2 separate regions of the Mus musculus genome follow, and region 2 is linked to region 1. The links are chromatin loops, found by intact Hi-C in ENCODE. Cell type or tissue: left cerebral cortex. All regions are shown on one strand. Links, peaks and the distances in the headings refer to the core of each region. The heading gives the core; the rest is flanking DNA.

Region 1 (8,336 bases), core at 45-8,044:
AACACACAGCCCCAAAGTGAACCTCAGAGTAAAACAGGAACTCATCAACTGTCACACAAGGTATGCTCCGTCCAGGACACTACTGAGAGAAGGCTGTGCACAGGGACGGGATAGAAAGCGCATGTCAGTACTTTCTGCTTCACAGTGCTGCGAATCTACAACACTTTCAAACACAAAGGCTCTTAGGAAAAAGCACAAGAGCCAAACCCATCAACAGGAGGCAGGATCCCTTGTTCTGCAGCGGCTGTAAGAGAGCAGAGAGTAACCATGCCTACCTCAGGGGCTATTTTGGGGACTAAATGTGTTTGTTAACCCATGCAAAACTCTTAGAAACAAGGCTAGCACATAAAACGTGCACAGTGCATGTTACTAACCATTCCTTCATCAGAACAGCAATGGCATCTAATGGTCCAAAGCCTGATTTGAAACATCATAATTTTACTCTTAACAGACATATAAATTCAGCACTTAGTGCCTTATTTGAAACACTCTTCGTAAGTACCATATGAAAATGATTGAAATAGCTATTTACGGTGATGAAAGAAATTAAGTACTTTAAAAAGCCTGTTTTCGGGCTGGAGAGATAGCTCAGTAGTAAAGGCATCCATCACCAAGCCTGATGACCCAAATTGGATTCACAGAACCCATATGGTGAAAGGAGACCACTGTCTCTTGTATGTTATTCTCTGACCTCCATACGTGTGCCATGGCTCACATGTGCCTACTCACACACACATGCACACACACACACACACACACACACACACACACAACTTTCATGCACAAAATAAGATTCCTTTTAAAAGCCTGCTGAATTTGTAATTAGAATAAAATACTACTGTATTAAGGTTAGGTGGAAATAATACACATGAATTCAAGTATTAACATAACACTTTAAAAGTGATAAAACTAACAAACTAACATAAAACAATCCCTTCCATAAAAGTGGGTGACATAAGAGAACTATACCTTGGATGTGCAAGAATTACAATGCACACAGTGCTGGTTCTCACGAGAGACATATCTCTGACAGAGGGAGCAAAATCTAAAGAGAGAAACAGGGAAATGAGCCGCAAGTGTTCATTGAGATTCACAGAACTGACAAAAGCAAACAAGGTACTTGCTCCAAAAATTGGAGGTAATCAGAATTCAATTCAGTATGAAATTATGGACCAAATCTGAGGGTAATATAAGAACCACATGATTCAGTATTTGAAAGCATTTTACTGTTAGGTACATAGATGTGAATTTTCAGGTGACTTGGGAAGTTCAAAGCGCTCTCACCTGTATCCTTCCTCTGATGGAAGGATTATTTTGTTGGGTGGAACGTTGGTGAAAATTCGGACAGGAGACTGTTTTCGACCTGTCTTTCCATGTTTGTAAAGCGCATGATTATCATAATCCACCTAGGAAGAAAAAAGAAAATTCACTCAAATGAGTCAACATTCGCTAAGCTCCTTTAACCAATAAACAAACAAACTGATGCCAAGATCCAGGCTGAGGTGCTCCAGTAGGGAATAAGAAAGTCCTAAAAGCAAGTTTACTCGCCGCCAACCTCAGGAGGCGCCTAGAGCAGTGGCATTCCATTACAACAAGGGAAAGATGTGTTATGTCACACTCATGTTGGTGGGTAATGGGAATGACGCTAACTTTATCTAAAAGGCTACAAAACAAAGTATTTTGTAATTAAAGCTTTATTTCTGATGCTAACCACAGGCTTTGTTTGAAGATGTATGCTAGTGACACTGAGATGTTCCACTTTCTTAGAGAAAAGCTTGCTATTCAGCTGGCCACATCAAAGTGCGGTCTCTGCCCAGCCTTCTACAATCTGAGGAATGTTTTTTACCTATAAAAGGTCATGGATCTTGACTTTGAGAGCTACACTGAGGAGTCACTTAGTCCACAGTCTGGCTGACACGAGGCAGGAAGATGGGGATGAAGAACCCTTGGTTCTGTACCCAGCAGTGACCCTTCCAAACACTGACCTCCCTCGACATCTGAACTTGTGATGCCAGCATTTATTTTCAAAGTGAGGCCACCAAGCACTGTCTTATATGCCTAAATCCCCTGTCCTGTGTGCTAGTATCCATACTCACTCTCAGGCTGTTGTGAATCGCCCTAGCTACTAAACATGTCTTTCTTTAGATAAATAATACTCAAAAAGGGATCGGCAACACCAACATTACTGGGATGGATCCTGTTAGAAATGCAAGTTCCTACCCAGCCTACATCTACTATCTCAGACACCTTGGCAGTGGGGCCCAGCAATGTGTTTTAGCAAGTCCTCCTCACATGCTCACGTTTGAAAACCACTGCTTTAGATCCTCCTCAAGAATACCACGACAGTTAGGAGCTCAGGACGGGTGGATCCTAACTTCCACATAAGATGGCATGAACGCTTTGGATGAGAAGCAAAGATACACCTAGGAAGCTGGAATGGACCAGGCTTACAAGCTGGCTATTAAATAAATGAAGCACAAACAAGGGAAACCATGACAGGAAGACGGGCTTTTCTTTTCTTTTCTTTTCTTTTCTTTTTCTTTTCTTTTTTTTTTTTTTTTTTTTTTTGAGACAGGGTTTCTTTGTATAGCCCTGGCTGTCCTGGAATTCACTTTGTGGATCAGGCTGGCCTCCAACTCAGAAATCCGCCTGCCTCTGCCTCCCAAGTGCTGGGATTAAAGGTGTGCGCTACCACGCCCGGCGAGACGGGCTTTTCTTAAAAACAATTTTTAAAATGTATTCTTAGTCCCAGCACTCAGGAAGCAGAGGAAGGCAGATCTCTGTGAGTTCGAGGCCAGCCTGGCCTACAGAGCAAGTTTCAGGACAGCCAGAGCTACACAGAGAAACCCTGTCTCAAAACAAAACAAAACAAGTATTTTTAGACTATACATACATGTATACAATGTATCTTGATCATATCCGACCAAACTCCCTTTCCCTGACTCCACTCCAGTGCTTCCTCTTCCCATTTTCACGTCCTGTAAAAGGTATATATGTGCATGTGTATATGTGCATATGCATATACATATATCTCCATCCCTCTGAGTCTCTGAGTCCAATTAGTTACCAGCGTGTGCATGGGTGGGGGAAGGGTCACTCAGCATGGACAACCTACCAGCAACCACACCCTAGAAGAAACCTTGCATTGCCTCTTCCAGCAGTGTTCAGCTGTCAACAGCTCCTCAGTAGTTGTCACCCTCCCACACAGGGTAGGATGCGGACAGGTACTGCACAGGGAATCAGAAAGCGGCATTCACAGCACGCCTCCCCATCCTGACTCTGACATCCCTTTTACTCCTTCTTCCGTGATATCTCCTCAGCCTTGAGGATGTTGATACAGATATCCCGCTTCCGGGGAGTCAGGGAGAAAGTGCAGGAGTGGCTATGACCCAAAGACATCGTACACATGAATGAGATTCTCAAAGAATACATAAAAAAATATGGCATAAAAAAGTTCCATCAGGGCTGAGCACTCAACAGCACTCATCCTCCACGCTCCATCCAAACTGTAGGAGTCAAGCTTCTGATGGCAGACTGCTCAACTCTCCACAGCTCTGGTTTAACCCGGTATTACCAGATTTACTCATAAATGCATCCACTAAGGCTCAGACCGCAGCAGTGAGAAACAGCTGGGCAGACTAGCTGAGGGAAGGCAAGGCACAAGTCAAAGTCCCAAGGGTTTCTGATAGGCTGCCCGCCAGCAGGGGCCTCCACCCTCAGCCTTGCCTTGCCTCCCAGGTAGGCTGGTGGAAGGCCTCTACGCATGCGCAGTATCCCAACAAGGGAAGACTTTGTTAAGGTCCCATTTGCAGCCCTTCGTTCAGTCCCCGAATTTTAAGACAGACACTGATAAAACCTGCTCATTTCTACTGAAAATAATAGCAATGAATAGGATTTATAGTTTAACAAATTGGGGGTGTTTGTTCAGAAAAGACTGGGAGGAACTGACAGCTAGTTCATAACTGAAGGAGGATCATATGGAATAGAAATTAGACTTATCCTTTATTGCCTCGGAGAACAGAACCAGGAGCAATGGTTAGGAGTTAATGGGGAGCATATTTTATCTCAATATGAGAAAATTCTCTAACGATTAGAGCTATTAAATAAATTGAGTTGCCTTGTAAGGCTTTAGGACTCTGCGCCCCGACAGCATCCGAGTGAGGCTGGATGAGCGCTTGTCATGAATTCAGCAAGGAGATTATTACACTGGGAAGTCAGCCCAGGTTACCTCTACGTTTCTTCCCAGCTTTCAAAAATCCCGTGAATATATGTTACCTGTTAGAGGCAAGACACAAAAATGGATTTTACTTTAAAAAAAAAAATCAACCTAAAATAGTAGTTTAAGTAGTTTTCTTTTGAAGAGATTTCAATTTATAATGTTTCCCTGGTGCAGCCCTTTGTGGAGTAGAATATATGTGGTACCTTATTAAATTCAACAAAAGATATTTTGCACATAAACTTATGAGTGTCGTAAGAAAAGCCACTCTTCCCACGAGACTGCTGCAACTTGGAATCGCTGGAGAGTTAAGATGTGGGAGGATGTGTACTGCGTGGGACACTCGTGCCACAGCAGCAGATGGAGGGGCAGCCTCTTTATGGTTTCCCAAGGAGCTGGAGAACTCGCGTGTCAGGAAGGTGGCTGATTGCTCGATTTTGCATAACCTAATTGAGATTATTATTATTTTTAAATGCGGGTTTGTTGTGCTAATTAACTATAAACATATGGTATGTAAAACGCATGCTGCTAGAGTAAATTAATGTACCTCTAACATACATCCATATTTCATAGCTTCATCCACACAAATAAACCTCCCGTGGAAGTGCTGTAAAGCAAACACAATTTTGCAAATTGCCTATCGCTACTGCTAGAGCTGATCCACCATGTTCCCGTCATTATCCCTGACATCTCACTCACAATGATGATGAGAGGCATTTTCAAACAGAAAATTTCTCCCACAGAACTGATTAATGTGATGAAGTACTGTATAGAAATGAGGGAAAGCACAAAATCTCTGCAGTTCCCAACTTTTAATTCGAGCCATACGCAAATGTCTCTGCAGCTTGAGCCTGAACAGTTAGATGGAGACCGAGGCGCTAGAGCATGACCTCTGCGCCTACTATGTTCCAGGCCACACTCGCATTTGCACAGCTCTCTGAGGACTATGTGCTGTGTGGTCATACTAAGGTTTTAAGACTGCCTGGGCTTTACCAACCAGCCCCCACAACCACAGTCGGCCTCACAGCCTTCAAAGCCAGATTTAAAATGTCCATGTAGACTACTCCCCCTGTTCAACACTTAGGGAGTCTTTATTACACACCGAGTTTCAAGAATTTGGTTGCCATCTTCTAATATTCAACAATTGCCCCAAATTCCTATCAAAATATCTTTTCTACTGTAAAAATAAGCTAAAAAGGGTTTCCTACATAGGCTGACTATAAAAAAAGTTTAGCGTTGACAAAGCAAACAGCTCTACTTTCAACATGCAAGGTGTATTCCAGGTTAGGAAGACACGAAGTAGCCGGGCAGAGGTGGCGCACGCCTTTAATCCCAGCACTCAGGAGGCAGAGGCAGGCGGATTTCTGAGTTCGAGGCCAGCCTGGTCTACAGAGTGAGTTCCAGGATAGCCAGGGCTACACAGAGAAACCCTGTCTCAAAAAAAAAAAAAAAAAAAAAAAAAAAAAAAAAAAAAAGACATGAAGTCTAGAGAGAGCATTGCGGAGGTTGGGGGTGTGAAACTGTCTCAATGGAGTGTGCTAACCACATGAACGCTGCCACTCCAGTCCTTGTTCCTCGCCCCTCAGCCTGGGGCAGACATCACTAATCAGTCTTGTTAGCTTGCCCAGTGAGCCTGGCGTTCTCTGAACAAGTCTAGGACGTCACTAGAATGAGTCTCAGCACTTCGAGGGAAGGCCCTGCCACGCCTCTGCTCTGTGAAGCATTTACTTTATAGGTCAGGCAAACAGCTCTGGAAAGACCAGCTGATCGCCCTAGTCACATTGCTCTACAGGCAGTGCTAGGACTCAAGACTTCTAACTTGAAATCGGAATTCTCCTCCTCCTTATCTGCCCTTAATAAAGCCGCAGCTGATCGCTATTTCATTGCCTGCTTATCGAGCACGTTATCCGAGTGATTTATGTGTCACGAAGATTTGCAGCAGGTGAGCCTTCCTCTTATCTGAACAGTGTCCTCCCTGCCCCTACAACAAGAGCCAGTGATTGTGGTTTTGTTAGCTTTTTTACTGTACTGTGGCTTGAAGTCTGGTTTTTTTTTTTTTTTTTTTTTTTTTTTTTGGTTTTTCGAGACAGGGTTTCTCTGTGTAGCCCTGGCTGTCCTTGAACTCACTCTGTAGACCAGGCTGGCCTCGAACTCAGAAATCAGCCTGCCTCTGCCTCCTGAGTGCTGGGATTAAAGGCGCGCGCCACCACACCCGGCTTCAAGTCTTATTGAGGCTTTGGTGATGATGGAGGAAGGGGTCAGAGCTATGCAGAAAGATCTGTACTGGATGATAGAGGGCATTCAGTTTCGTTCTAATTTGCCTGTGGTGCTGGGCATTGAACCCAAGACCTCAGGAATGGCTATGTGCTGTCTCCAGATCTCATTGAACCCAAGGCCTCAGGCATGGCTATGTGCTGTCTCCAGATCTCATTCTCCTCCTTCCCAGCTGCTGGCTTTTGCTTTGCTCCCAATCAGACACACATGATCTAACCTCAACATTTTTTTTTAATAATACAGTGAATTGTACAATTATTTCCAGTAAGCCAGTAAGCTTAGGCTGTCAACTATTTCCCAAAGCCCTTTCCTAATGACACAGGCAGGCCAAGAAAATGACATCTAAGTGCCAACTCTACACTAACATCATTTGCCTGCCCTGTAAAAGAGTTGTCTTCTTTTGCCCTAACATCATTTCAAATTCTTGCCACTTCTGTACGTGCAGATGCAACTGTCTTCCAGGAAACCCGTGCTAACCAATGTTAAGGTCTGAGATGTATAAAAAAAAAAAAAAAAAGATGGAGAAAAGTTCTGCCCTGCCTTGAAACTATCTGATGATCGTGTGGACAACAGCCTGGCCTCTACAAGTGTCGCATATCAAGGACTGGGGTATCCCTTTCCATACATTACCCCAAGAGACATATGTGTTACCAGTGCTATACTCATCAGCATCATTATTATTATCGTCATCATATTCATTTAACAGAGAAGAGGGGCCTCAGAGAGGCTAAGCAGCTGAGCTGAGATTAAAACCCATACCTCTCACCACTAGAGTTTGTGCTCTTTCTCATTCTATTCATATGGAATATATGGACACCTACTGTGTGCCGACCATCACAGGAGGGCACCACTTCCCTCAAAGGAAGCAGGTGCCACTGGAGCCAGTTTAGTTAGTTCACTTCTTCAGACTAAGTCAGCTGCCTCTGCCTTGCAAATGCCAACTCTAGAAGCAGCCCTCCCTCAAACAGAACAAAGAGCCCTGCAAGCTTGAAAAGGAGGGGAAACAGCTGTGGAAGGAAGGACTGTGATGTAGGCTATGCTTTACCTACAAGTCAAGGTTAAAATGGCTTACACTACCCACTTTTTGGAAAGGATACTCTTAATATGGTTCAACCATCATAGAAAAGCCATCACAAATGAGAAAATAATCCTAGTTTTCAAAGTCTATACTGTGGAAGCCACGGAAAAATGCTATGGATTAGAGATGCTTACAGCTGTTTCGTTATAGTACCTTAAAGACAGAAGAAACATAAGAAGGAAGGAAATCTGCACAGCCAGCTAAGGAAGTAAAGTGAAATTATTAAATAAAGATTATGTAGCCACCTTTAAAAGTATATACTTATAGAAAATGGAGAAGAATTCAAAAAAGTCTCTTAAGCTGGCTGAAAGCAAAGTAAAACTTTTAAGTTAATGCTTGCTTTCCACAGCAGCAGCACCACAGGTACAGTCTCCCATACACTGGCTAACCAGCATCACTTCAACATATTCTTCACGATGGCATATGCCTTTGACAGTAGACAGTTGTGCTATCTGGCAACAGCTGGTAAAGATGCTTACAATGTGAGGGCTGAAAAACTTCAGGCACTCAACTCCTCAGAAATCACAAAAGGAAAAATGCCTTTGCAAAAAGAAGGAACAGTTCCACGTGGCGGCCACACAGAGTAATGGTAACAACAGGGTTGGTTAACTTTAGAACCCAAGGAAAGCAGGAAGTTGAGTGGAACTACCTGGGCTTTGGCCTGTGCCCCATCTCTGGCAGTGCCAGGAAGGCTGCTCACTCCAGTGGGCGGGCAAAGTCACACACTGTCATCTCTGCCTCTTTAGACACCACACAGCGGGTAGCATG
Region 2 (8,336 bases), core at 248-8,247, 680 kb after region 1:
CAACTTTGTGTGATCCACTGTACTTGGCTTCCCTAAGGGGTCAGCACTAAAGTTTCCCACCCTGCCTGCCTGCCCCCAGTGCTGAGCACACCACACACAGCCCCTGAGCACGACTGTTGTGATAGAAGCTCCAAGGTTTGCATCCTGTCGGGTCCTTTCCACTTCTTTTGCTGCACCAGTATCCCGAAGCTACAGAGCTAATTCCTTACGCAAACCTGTTGAGTTTAGTTTTTCTGCACCTAGAGTAAACTCTGTTGCTTTGACTATTTCCTCAGAGGTAGTAAAATAAACCAGATAATGAAAGCAACACTAGCTGTGTGGAATTTTGGTTTCTTTAAAAAAAAAAAAAAAAGAAAAACAAAAACAATACTATAAAAATACATTTTCATTTTCATCCCAGGTGTGGGATACGGGGCTGCTTCAGATTGTCCACATTAGCTGACTATGATTTGCCTCGTGCTCTTGTTGGGGAGGGGCTGTCAGTCAGTTTTGCCAGCTGCAGATAGTTTCTGCGATTGTGTGACAATTGGAATTCTGGGGACTCCTCAAAGGGTATATAAATTTTAGGGCCCCCAGAGGTGGGGTGGGTTAAGTAGTCAGGTGCAAAGAAGAAACAACTACAAATGAGATAATCTGACAGCGAAGAACACACTGGACACCATTAACCAGCAGGAAGTCGTCCAGTCTCTGACTTACTTAGGGATCTTTTCTTTCCTCGCTGTCCTTTCTCTTATCTAGTGTTAGAGGGTTGAAAGGGTGGAAGCGAAGATGGAGAACGGTAAAAGAAGAACCCACCGAGTAGCAAACGACAGCTAGCCACATAGCTGTGTCTGTGAGACAGGGTTGTGTGCTGCTGTGATTGTCCGCTGTGTGTACTAGTTCCTCCGCTGAGTGTGAGCTTGCAGATCCGTCAACTCCCAATGCCCGCAATCCAACTAATACTCGGGCTTCAAAAATGTCCCAGAAAGAGAGAGACTTCCCCTACTCCCCACCCCACTGGGCAAAAGAAACTGCTCTGTAATTTCATCCCATTTGGTTAGCTATTCCTAGCTGCTAGTTCGTCAGGAATGCACTTACTTCAGTAGATTCTGGCTGAGACGGGGTATGCCCATCCCAGTGCCAAGCTTTCTGACAATGATGAACAACAGAAGTACATTTTACACCCGGCTGCCCACAGTACAGTCATGCACAAGTAGATCTAGAAAACAGAACCCACGTTTCAAAGACTACTGTGCTCTCTGTGTGGTGTGAAGTACCCAGTGGTTGAGCCTGACTCGTTGAAAATGTGTCTCTCATCTCACAACTGGATTGAGAATTGTGGTCTAGAAAATTCCAGGTTCCTATCCCAGGTATCTCGGCTCTCTATAGCTTCTGCAAAGGAGGCATTGCCACGGTGGGGCAATGACTAAGTGGCCAGCTTTCCTCTGATGCCCTTTAGTTGCCTTGGCTCCATTCTGGTTCTGTTCAAATCTCACATTTCTCAAAAGTAAACGGCCTCAGATGGACCAAAAGCCTCTTAAAGTAGACTGTACGTCGGGAAGAGTCCTTGGCCCTTTTGCATGGTGTTCTGCGACTGTGTCCCCAGAGTCACTGAGAGCACTTTCTCCCGAGGGAAGTTCACTGTATCTGTTTCCATGGGGATTTTCACCTCTGCTACACTTGTTGCTAGGCTCTCTTTCCCCCAAATTGCATGGCAGGGTAGATGGCTAGTTTTATATTTGAATTTGGCTAGACCACAAGACTCAGACAGGCCTGTGCTGGGTGTCTAGATTTGATGCTCCATTCAGAGGACTAAGTGAAAACCAATTCTCATCCACCCTTTAATTTACCTACTCCCAAACACACACACACACACACACACACACACACACACACACACACACACAGCTACCCATCCATTTGCCCATGTACTCACTGTACTATAGCTGTTTCCTCCGATCTGGAAATTACTATTGACATCCTGGATAGAAGATGAAATCCCACACATGAGCCACTCCTTTGTGGAGAGAGTGGGAAGACTCAAGGCTCCTGAGCCTTCTCCATCCTGAGATTATGTAAGGGGTGAACTGAGGTTGGACGTTGGACATCGGGTAGTGTAGTTTGCCCAGAGGGCTTTCTGGTGATGTAGCTGCTTGTATCGCTTTTAAGTAACCCCAGTAAACCCACTGGTTGACCACGCTGGACTTGAACTGAAGAGTCCTTCCTTTGGTGTGTCCGTGTCCTCTCTGGAGTGAATACATGGGTTGGTTTTTTTATGTGTCGCTGGGGAAAGTCACATGTATATACCCACCCCGTCCTCTCATTCATTCTTTGGTTCATCTATCCCTCGACTGATCTGCCTTGTGTCATACTTGGATCCTTTGTCTGCAAGAGTTTGGAGACTCAAGATACGGCAACATGTGAAAAGCGTCATCAGAGAAGGCAAGAGGAAGGTAGGCAAGCAGAGGAGGAGGCAAGGAGGGTCATGATGTCCCAGGTACATAGGCGGAGCCTGACATACAGTCGATTGTTTGTTGATTGACTTGGCTCCGTCGCTCCCCAGGAAAAGGGCCTGTGATGGCAGAAAGGGAACACATGGGTGTGCCAGGTTTGTAAACTCAAACCCTCGTGGATACGAGAAACACTTACCTGACAGATGGACTACCTGACACTCTGTCAGACACACAGTAGGTGCCCTATCCTTGGATGCTATTAGGAAAGGCTAAGGTGGCGGGTGGGGGTGGGGTCGGAGGAAACTGGCGCTCGAGCCTTGCTCACTGCCATGTAAAGGTGTTAATGAAATGAAAGCATTTCCCTTCCAGTCTCATAGCTGTGGCAAGACTGAAGCCCAAGGGACAGCATATTCTCAGGGACATTTTCCATTGTCCGTAGCTCTTCTTTTGTTTTTATTATTGTACACCACTCAAGGCCACCAGCCAGTCTTCCACTACCCGTTTGATTTTTAGCACAGTCTGTAGGTTCCTACTTTCCTTATCAATAAAGGCTTTGGTGATGAAGAGTAGGTCTCCTTATGTGGCTTTGAATATGTTTTAAGATTTATTTTTATATTATGCATATGAGTGTTGCTTGTATGTATGTATGTATGTATGTATGTATGTATGTATGTATGTGCATGGAGTGCTCCTGGAGACCAGACCAGGGCATTATATCCCTTAGAGGTGGAGCTTTAAGCAGTGATTGGCCATGTGGGTGCTGGAAACTGAACTCAGATCCTCTGCAAGTCCTCTTAAGTGCTGAGCCGTCTCAGTGCCCCCATTGATTGCATCTCTCAGTGTGTCCGCTGCTAATCTGAGTTGTCATTCTCCATGAATGTGCAATGCAAGATTATTGAGACATCAGGGTTTGAAAATCAGGCACGGTGCTGCACTAAGTACTTCAAGGACATCCTCAAGTACTCAATAAGTTTGAAGCCACCTAGGATATGGGAGACCCTTCTTCAAAACCGGAGACTGGGAGAGAAAACACACAGTACCTTACTTTGGTGTCTATCACGTAGTATCAGTTCAGTTAAATGATGTTTGAGTTATCTTTGCTGTTTCACAAATCACCCCAAAAGTAGCAGTGTAAAACAACCATTTTAGTCTGGTGTTACACAGCTGTAACCTTAGCACTTAGGTGCTAGAGGCAGGAGGACTATTACAAGTTTGAGACCACCTTGGGCTACATCGTGAGTCCCAGGCCAGCAAGGGCTATGTAGTGAAGTGTAGAAACTCTTGTTTCTGAAACAGTGACGTCAGGCTGTCATTCAAACACAAGATGCCCCACTTCCTTATTTTCAGCGCATTCCTTACTCTGCCAGAGCATAAGTCAAACTGATCGTTTGCACATCTCATGTGTCTTTAACAGGGTGTCTAGCAGGTCCAGCTGACACCGAGCAGCTTCAGCAAAGTCAAGCACACCCACTTCTTTCGTACAGAACCTTTTTTTGGTTTGGGTTTGTTTTTGTTTTTCGAGACAGGGTTTCCCAGTCTAGCCCTGGCTGTCCTGGAACTCACTCTGTAGACCAGGCTGGCCTCGAACTCAGAAATCTGCCTGCCTCTGCCTCCCAAGTGCTGGGATTAAAGGCGTGCGCCACCAGGCTCGGCTTGTACAGACCTTTCTTAGGACTATGCATTTTGTTTCAGAGAAGCTAGCTACTGCCATGTCCCAAACCTCACAGAGCACCACCGCCCGGCATCCATATTCTCGGGGGCAAACTGGGTAACAGCCCCACACCCGTGCCTATTTGGGGGTACCCACATTGCAGGCAAAATCCAGGGGTGTCCTTCCCTGGTCCTAAAGACTGCCAAGAGAGGCACCATGGTTCCTCTTAGCTCTAAGATCCTGGGTGAGTTAACTAATTCCTCTAACCTCAGATTTGTCAGGTTTAATGTGAACAAAATTCAGCCTTGAGCTGGGCAGTGGCAGGTCTGCCTGTGCTGATACACACAGATGGGCCCAGAAGGTTCCCAGCTCGCCTTCCCTCCCCAGCCCGGCCTGAGAAGAGAGCGCACGCGCCCCCTAGTGGGCATTTCTGCCGCTGCCACCTGAGCGGAGGCGTCCTTGGAGAGAACAGATGTCTAGATTGCTGTCCCCTGCTGGTGTGTAGACAGTTGTCTGAGATTTAAAAGGCAAGAAATTATTTCAAAGAAGGTGAGAGGTTTGAGAGCTGGGATTATGAGCACCACCCCCCACATTACAGACGGTGACTTTGAGGTCACAGAGAAGTGGCTTGATGGTACTAGGATGGATGGGTGATCTCCATACACCTGAACGCCAGCGTGGGCATGAACAGCCTGGGCCAAGATGTCAACGACATCTCTAATACCTAAATTCTTCCCAAAGACTACTCAAAGAATATAAGTTACTTACTCGTTTATTTATCATGCTGGAGATTGAACCCAGAACCTTGCGCACGTCAGATAAAATGCTCTGCAACCAAGCCACATCTCCAGGACAAAAGTTACTGTTTATAGAGAACTTCCTCAGTTAGGTCAAAAGGCTTCAATACTTAACCCTCACCCCAAGATGGTAGGAAGGATTTTCATTTCACAGCGCGAGTGGAAGCACAGAGCGACTGAGCCAGTTGCTTAAGGTCACACAGCTAAACCGAGAGGATGCCGTCGCTTAAACCCGCACTGCTGCGTATTGAAGCAGCACTCCAGCTCGCCTCTCAGGAAGCGACCTGTTGGCTACGTGGATTAGCCAGTGGAGTATTTCTGATGTTCCTGCAGGGTGCCCACCTGTGTGCAGGAGCTGTGGAGAATACAAAAGATTCATGAGACTATTTGGTATATATGATTGCTCCAAAATTGGTTTTGACTACTTAATAAACGGTAAAATCCCCGGGGAAATACTGGTATGATGAAATTTAAAAGAGTGAGTTTTTCAAAGTAGGAAGAAACTGGTTAATAGCAGGCTGAAGGGCAAACATCTTTAAAAAAAAAAAGAAGCAACCTAGGGAGATCAACACTGTATTAGTGGCACGTATGATCTGTATGCCTGAGAGCAGGAAAAATGCAAAAGGGTGTGTGTGTGTGTGTGTGTGTGTGTGTGTGCGCGCCAGCACCCTGAGTGACTGAAGCACTCGTACAGACTCGTACAGTGACTGAAGTTCATTAGGACTCTAAGGAAGTGTTAAAGAGGAAACCCGCCCTCCAGAGCATCAAGGGGCTGGAAGATAAACGATGTCAGATAGGTGCAAATTGGAAGCTGCAGAGGCAAAGTCCTGATCTGAGGAATACATTTACAAAAATATCAGATAAATAATAAATTATTAAATATGTTAAAAGCTAAAAGGATCCTTGCGTCTGCAGGGCTCTTAAATTCAAGAGGAAAAAAAAAAGATGTCAGGTTGGTTTGGTCCTACAGAGTAGAGGGAGGGGACTGGAGACAGGCCGTCTGGCTGCATTGATTCTCCACTGAAGACACAAGGAGCACCCTGGTAGAACATTCACAGGAAACCACTGGCCCAGCCTAGGATGGGAGGCCCCCCAGGAAATGGTGGAGCAAGTTCCAAATACTGGGACATTCTGTGCATGGGAGATCCCAGTCTTTACTCTTTCCCTGGAGGTCAGGCTAGGCAGGAGCCCCAGGGAGGGAGAGCTGGGCTGCTGAGACTCCTCTCTGCACTTTCCTGCAGGCCCTTGACTGCTGCCTGTTTCCAGCTGTTAGCAGCTGCTCAGAGCAGCCAAGCTGGAAAGGGAGCCTGAGTGCATTGGGAGCGGGGTGTGTGTGTGTGTGTGTGTGTGTGTGTGTGTGTGAGAGAGAGAGAGAGAGAGAGAGAGAGAGAGAGAGGGAGGGAGGGAGGAAGAGGGAGTTTTTGTGTTAGAGAGTTTGGGAGGGGGTGACCATCCACTTTAGAGTGGTTCCTTCCTCCAACCTTCAGAAATTGGATCTCTTGGGTTTCTCATGATGTGGGTCTCAGACTCAAACTTCAGACTTGGCAGCAATCACTTTTCCACATTGAGACATCCATTGGTGTTGCTAATACCCGAGATGACCAACTTGTGAAGAGGGTAAGGTATATCCTGGCTCTTGGTTTTGCTTTGGGATGCTGGCAGCATTTCATTGCGAAGACTACTGCTCACCTTACGTCTGGGAGGAGAAAGAAATGAAGAGACCAAAGGCATCAATTACACTTCTAGTTATGACCAAATACCTGACAAAAAGCAAGGTAGGAAAGAAGAGCCTGTGGAAGCTTACAATCGGAGGGGACATGTCTGTCATGGCAGGGAAGCCATAGGGAAGGTGAGAGTGGCTGGACACACTGTACCCACAGTCAGGAAGCAGAGAGAGAGAGCTGAACACTGTGCATTTGAATGTTGGTAGCATGGATCCACCAGCTAGGGGTCCAGACTGGACAACAACCAAGAGTTCAGAGTGCATTTTCCCAACTGTAGTGGTTTAAATGGGAATGGCCCCTGTAGGCTGCTGTATTTGAACGTGTGGTTCCCATTGGGTAGAACTCGTTGGAAAGGATTAGGGGGTGGCCTTGTTGGGGGTCAGTGTGTCACTGGGGGTGGGCTTTGAGGTTTTAAAGCCCACACTATTCAGTTAGCTTTCTGATGCTTGTGAATGAGATGTAAGTTCTCAGGTACTGCACCAGCACCAAGCCTTCCTGTCTTCTGCCATGTTGCCATCCATGATACTTATAGATTCTAACCTTCTGGAGCTGTGAGTCCCAGTAAACGCTTTCTTTTGAAAATTACCTTGGTCTTGGTGGTTGTGGTTCTTCGTAGCAATGGAAGTTATTGTGAGACATCAGCTCAATTAAACTTTCTTAGAAACACCCTCATAGACACACCCGTACGTATGTTACCATAGTGATTTTGAATCTCACCAATCTGACAAAATTGACATCATACGAGACTCCCACAATCTATTTAAAACACATGTCCCAATAACAGGAAGACTTTTCATGAAGACCTTTCCCCCAAAAGTTCCACACCTTCCATGGACATCAAAATGGAGATCAGGCTAGAAGCAAGCTTTCAACATGGCAGGCGGGCACTCATGATCCCCAAGACAGCACCCCAGGCTCTGCTGTAGCTTCTAGATAGCTCCTCCCACTTTGCCTGTGAGAGAGACCCTATGGCAGACGCGGAGCTAAGTGAGCATGCGTAGGGAACTCAGGGCCTGTCTTGGCTTCCGGACTAGCTGCTAGACTTGGACCAGGGCTCCACCACTAGGTTACACTGAGGCTCAGATCCACTCATTCAGTTAACCAAGGTCTCAGGAGAGCTCCACCAGTCCCTTCAGAGAGCATACCTGCCATCACCTGAACACTTAGGTAGGTCTGTCTGTCCTAAACACCCTATCGCTTCTTATGTGACTGCCTCAAGGCCAGACCACTGGGGGACACACTCAAACAGGTCTAGAGCCTAGCCCTTGGTGATCACGGGGACAGAAGAAAAGCATTCAGGGTCCCCTGTGGGCTGGGTGCCCATTTCATTTCCTACATGCAGGTGTCCCTGCTTGTCTTGCAGAGAAGGTCAAAGGATGCTGGTGTCAAGTCAGGATCACCCTACCGGCCTCTTACTCCAGACCCTGGCTGCTTGCTCTCTGCCCCATCTTTATGAGGCTGTGTTAGGCCAGAGCTGCTGATCACCGTTCCCTCGAGCTGCTATGTTTTATGTGGAGATTTAAATAAATGTGACTCTAGCTTACTCGGCGTCCTCCCTGACATTCAAATGGGACTCGGAACTTACTCCACCCCCTAGTTTTCTGAGATGTCATTGTCATATCTATCATATCAAGGATGATGGCGTCTCTCTTTATATCCACATCTCACATACCTTGTTTGTTGATGTCCTACTTATGTGTCTCTCAACCCATTTAACCCCGAGGTCCACAAC

Evidence for each region. Hi-C counts contacts between places; a loop is a spot of excess contacts. Peaks named below come from ENCODE experiments on the same cell type or tissue, not always from the same donor. Only the 100,000 strongest peaks of a DNase experiment are listed, where the experiment ranks them.
Region 2: a loop joins it to region 1, with 2.8 times the contacts of the local background. A loop is called at or near these places in 3 of 42 quality-filtered maps.

The regions. Positions count from the first base shown.
Region 1 is chr5:52,808,871-52,817,206 of GRCm38, reverse strand. It overlaps Zcchc4 (zinc finger, CCHC domain containing 4), which reads right to left. Exons shown (of 13, transcript NM_001308144.1): 9 at 1,285-1,406; 10 at 970-1,045. Among named protein-coding and RNA genes, the nearest start is that of Anapc4, 21 kb to the left of the region's middle. In left cerebral cortex, for the core only: no CTCF peak of the experiment used is centred there; a DNase peak (open chromatin) is centred at 4,560.
Region 2 is chr5:52,128,457-52,136,792 of GRCm38, reverse strand. Gm40302 (a long non-coding RNA gene) reads right to left here and starts at 6,451. Exons shown (of 3, transcript XR_868417.3): 1 at 6,362-6,451; 2 at 5,002-5,235; 3 at 1-2,551. Mir6417 (microRNA 6417) reads left to right here and starts at 776; the gene lies at 776-891. In left cerebral cortex, for the core only: a CTCF peak has its summit at 4,509 (motif pointing left); DNase peaks (open chromatin) are centred at 1,154 and 4,499.